2 separate regions of the Homo sapiens genome follow, and region 1 is linked to region 2. A link is a loop called in an ENCODE intact Hi-C map of the cell type or tissue named here. Cell type or tissue: PC-9. All regions are shown on one strand.

The links. A loop is a pair of places that touch in the nucleus more often than their neighbours do. Peaks named below come from ENCODE experiments on the same cell type or tissue, not always from the same donor. Only the 100,000 strongest peaks of a DNase experiment are listed, where the experiment ranks them.
Region 1: it touches region 2 in a loop (8-fold over the local background); 13 of 110 quality-filtered maps call a loop at or near these places.

The regions. Positions count from the first base shown.
Region 1 is chr11:128,341,690-128,344,189 of GRCh38, reverse strand. No RefSeq gene overlaps it. Among named protein-coding and RNA genes, the nearest start is that of LINC02098, 130 kb to the right of the region's middle. In PC-9, no CTCF peak of the experiment used is centred here; a DNase peak (open chromatin) is centred at 1,469; H3K27ac peaks cover 1,669 bases.
Region 2 is chr11:128,466,750-128,469,249 of GRCh38, reverse strand. The region is part of intron 8 of ETS1 (ETS proto-oncogene 1, transcription factor); the gene reads left to right. Among named protein-coding and RNA genes, the nearest start is that of MIR6090, 54 kb to the left of the region's middle. In PC-9, no CTCF peak of the experiment used is centred here; a DNase peak (open chromatin) is centred at 1,499; H3K27ac peaks cover 2,074 bases.

The DNA.
Region 1 (2,500 bases), 130 kb after region 2:
GGCCATAACCTGCCAGTCTTGTTCTTATCACTCATGGTGCTACTCATGCATATGTCATAATTACCAATCTAGAAAATTGCTGTCTATAAACATGCATTCTGCTGGGCTACGCTTGAACGTGCTTCTGTGAGCAATGCTTTCTATTTTGGTTTTATTTCCCTCAAGTTCTGGTTTTCAGTGTCAGGTTCTTCGTGAAATCCTATGATAGATCTCCTGTGACCACCAAGACTTATGTTGTGAGTATCAGCTGTCCTCATAGTATTGCTATTTGGAAATGTATCATATACGTTTAAGCTTGTAAGGACCTTGAGTTCATGTCTGAGGTTGCTTTGTATCCATTCTCATTTTTCATACAGTGTCTAGACAAGTAGCTTCCCAGAATATTTGGTGAATTAACAAATAAAAGGAAGAATGAATGAATTAATTAATGGGAGATACTAAGTGAAGTATAATAAGATAAGTGAGTCTGAAGTCAGAATTTCTGAGTTCAAACCTAGACTTTGCCTCATAGTAGCTGTGTGGCTTTAGGCATGTTGCTGAACCTTTCTGTTTCTTGTATCATCACCCATAAAATGAGGATAGTACAAGTACTTATCTCATGGGGTTGTGGTGGGTTGTAATTGTATTAATCCATGTACAGTGCCTAACAAAAAAGATGATAAAAACACGATGCTTGGCACAGAGTGGACACTCGGTAAGCATTAGTGGTCACTATTACTGTTGTTATTTCAAATATGAAAGGGGAATTCCAAACTGGAGTTACTGTAAGAATCTTCCTGAGAAGACAGGGCAGGAGCTTGGGTCATGAATGATGGAGCAGAGGTAAGGACATATTATGTACTGTTTTCTCAGATCTCCCCAGAGTCAGTCATCAAAATCATGCTGTCTGTTGCCAGCCATACAGATGGTACTTCTTTTCAATCTCTAAGTCCTTTTATTAACTAGAACAACAGCAATGTTTTAGATTCCTGTGCTACAGGGCATTTTTTTCTTCCCTGTGGCTGGCCCATGTGTTTAGGGAGGGCCGTGAAGGCTGAGTTCAGGGCTGCCTCTTGTTTCCCCCTGGCCTCCTGCTGCCAAAGTCTCTGCTCTCAGCCTTGTCAGGCTTAGCCCAGGAAACATCTGCAAGGGCACTTCACGGTGACGCATTCTCAGGATGAGACAGCCAGGCCTCAGAGCAGCCTGCTGGGCCCATCTCCTCCAGAACATGTGTGGGGAGGCTGAGGAAAGAGAACTTGGGGCTGGGCTTGTCACCTGGGGCACAGAGGGCTCAGATGACGTGATCCTATTGTCTAAAGGACAGCAGTCTGTTGTTTTTGTTCTTTTTAGTAAAATAAATAAAGCCTCCCATTTCTATGATAATGCATGAGCCACCAGAGCATGGCTTGATGGTCCCACCTGGACTCAATGCCTGGGCTGTCATGGAGGGTTATGGAGCAAGTGGGTGACTAATTATTTGCACAGCTCTGGCCTAATGAATAGCTTTGGATAGAGAACTTCCTGGAGTCAGCTGGGGAGTACTCCACCCATGCAGCTTGATTACAGAAGCTATTTTGAAGTGCATTTTTGTTACTCCCAGAGGCGAAGGCCACTTGATGGGCCAGATTGCCCTCGTAAGCCAAGCATGGCTCATTCTCATTGCACCTGAACATTCGGCACGTCCTGCACACAGGAGAGGGTGTCTGAGTGCTGCCCTCAAAGTGTGGGCTTCCTGCACCTATCCTGTCTCCGGCTTCTCTTCCAACTTTTGTTATTTCTGGGGAGAATGACTTCAGCTTGGGTTGCAGGCGAGGAAAGATTTTGAAATGTTTCTGTGTTGAGGAGTAGGTCCTCTCTCTGTCTTTACCTTCCCGTGTGCAGAAACTGCAGAGGACATGTGTTGCCCTTCCGGTGGCCTGGGAAGCTACTGGTTTTCCTTTTAGGACACGAAGGGTAGACTAAAGCTATGTTTTCTGCGATGTTTTACTTTAGTCGTGCTCATGCACTGTGCCAAAGATACTGAAGTGTACTTCCTAAAGAGGAGAAATAAAAGTGCTGGGGGCGGGGAGTTTGATGGGTTGGTCGATAGGTGATCCGTGATTGAGCATTACAAAAATGAGGCCTGAGCTGCTGGTGCTTAAAGTTATTTCTAAATGCTTGCCGAGGCGCCTAACTTCGCTTTCTTCTCAGTGCAGATCTCCTTTCACTGAGGTCCTGTGCGGGGAGCTTGTTTCTTTGATATGGAAATGTGCACATTGATTCCTGCTGGAGGACCCAGGAGCCTCTGGGACCCCGCAGCTCAGGAGGCAGTTTTGGGTTGAAAGTTGGGGAGCGGAATTCATCTGGTCTCTGTTTCCACTTCCTTCCTCCACGCTGCTGTCTGAAGTTTGTTTCTCTTCTGGCTTTCTCTTTCCTATCTCAGATTCTTTCCAGTGCTTAGGGAAATCTCTTTCCACTTTTCCGAAAGCAAAATAAATGAAGCCACGATAGAGGCTGCCCTGCTCCTCAAAATACCTATGGG
Region 2 (2,500 bases):
ATAAATGTGGTGTCCTGCCCACACCGAGGTATTTGATTTGACTTTTAGAATAGAGCTAAAGGGATTAGCTTCTTAAAGTAGCAAATTAACTCCCAAAGGACAGGTAGTCATTTTCATTTTTGGGAACACGTTGATGAAATGCAGCCTGAGGGTCACCCATATTGTTTGGCCCCAAATATTGTTTAATAGAGAGAAGCCATTTGAGCGGACTTTCTAATCCATATGCCTTTCTTCAGAGGAGGTTTGTTTCAGTAATGTAATTTAGAAAATATTTAATGAGTACCTGCTGAAGACAAGCTATCATACCTGGCATTGAGGATATATGGCTCAGTAAGATATAGTCTGTGTTCTCAGGGAGAACATGTCAAATGACACAGTCATTCAACAGCAAAGAATTTTTTGTTTGTTGGTGTTTGTTGGTGAGGCACTGTGCTAGGCTTTGGGTTGAAGCAGTGAAAAAACAAAGTCCTTGTCCTTACAGCATATATTCTAGTGATGGGAGAAATGGACAGAGACCAAACCAATGGGGTGGTCTTGGTGTAAGCCATGTACTATGGAAATATGAGGAGACTGCCTGGGAAGGTGCCTGCCCAGCGTTGACCTCCTTCTGTTTGGAAGAAAACTCCTGTGTTCTCCTCTCAGCAGAGCACAGGTGACAAGAGTGAGAACTTGTGGTTGAAATGGAAATGAGGAAGGAGTAGAAGGAAAAAGTGAAGTTCAACCTGACCCTGTTCACTTGCTGTGAGGATGTCCTTGTCACAGGCAGGCAACTCCCAGATCTGGAAAATGAGAAGAATGATACTGACAAATCGGGAAATGGAAGGGATTTCCATCAAGAGCATGTTACTAACACCTTGTCCTAGCCCATTGCTATATATGTATTTATGCTGCTCAGTTCTCAGCCTCAGGGCAAGGGACCAGAATAGCAGGGGATTTTTAATAACCAGCTCCTCATTGAGACAGATAGTGGGCCTTGCAGCTCCCAGACAAGGAAATATGACCCAAATGAGCAGTAATTTACTTGAAGCTTTACTTTTTTTAAAAAGTGAGATTGTTGCCTTAGATTTGAGGAGCCTTGGGGGTCCCCTTAGGGGGTGAACATCCTTGGTGTGATTTGCTTTGTAGGCTTGGGAGCTCTCCAAGTTCCTACCTGGTATTTCTTCTTCAGAGCTTGTAGCACGTTCTTCAAATCAGACCTGTCAGTGTGTAGTAAGAACTGTCCTCTTCTCCAGAGGCTGAGAAGAACAAAGCAGTAGAAGGAAATTCCCCTGCAGCCGCCTGAGAGGGAGGGTGGAGAGGGAGCAGACAGCAGGGGGTGTGGAGGCTCCGTGCCATGGGAGATGGGTGTGTGGAGTGTGTGTGTGGTGCTCTCCCGCCCGCATGGCTCTGGAAAGAGACCTCCTTCTAACAGGGACCCCTCTGTTGTTGTGGCTCAGAGCTTCGACTTGAGAAGCATACTTTCCCAGTGATGCCACTGGATTCCTGATGTGTGACACTCCCGGGCAGCATCGTGAAGGGTGCTGTTGACTGCCTTGGAGATCCCAGACAGGGACACCATTATGAGTCACATTGAACATGTGAGCTCCCCTTCCCATGACTGGCGCTATTATTAGTACCGTTTTCTGCTCTAGGGGACAAAGGTCACTGAGACCACAGTCCATTTGGGTAGGTGGAAGAGGCTGGGCACAGGGATAAGGGGGAGTTGCAGGGGGAATGGAGGAAGAGGCTTTACAAGTTTAGGATATGTTGGAGCAAGGGCAAGGGATGGGGTCCTGGAGCCCTGTGGATTTGGGCAGACCTCCGCTAAGCACACAGAAACACCCTCTAGAAGAGTCGTAACTGGGAGTGCTGGACTCATTCATTGTCTGCACCAATCTTGGGTGTGAGAACTTCTGATGGGCCTGGATGTGGGTGTCGCTGGTGGATCTGTGTAGCCAGTGTGCCTTCCAACCCCAGAGCTGCCTCTAAGCTTTGGGTTTCCAAGTGGCCCTGAAGTCCCCTCCCAGACCTGAAGTGAGGGTGATGCATTGCTGTGGAGACAGGCTCCTGTATTAGACCATCCACGGGCCCAGCCAGGAACTGCGCCCACCCTGGCCCAGTGTTTCTGGCTGGAAGAACATTTCCATGTCTTTCCTAGTTCTCTTGCTCCCCACAACAAAAAGGCAGTTTAGGAGTCAGCAAAAAGGTGCTAGAGGGGACGCTTCAGCGGCCATCATGAACTCCTCTCACTTGGTACAAAAATGTGGGCTTTCTGAAGGGTGAGCCCTGTGTGCACCAGTTAGGCTGGAGTGCGCCTGTGGGGTTTCTCTACAGGAATCGGGGGAGGGAGCCAGGAACTGACATCTCTGTTATGTTGACTGTCCTATTATGAAGCCAACGGGAGAGATTTCTTCCCATTCATATTCCCATTATTTCTTTAGGTATCTGCTTTTCCTATCTATCCTCCCTCTTTCCTTGGGTGTAAACAGAAAAAAAAAAGAGTTAGAGAGCTCTGCACCTA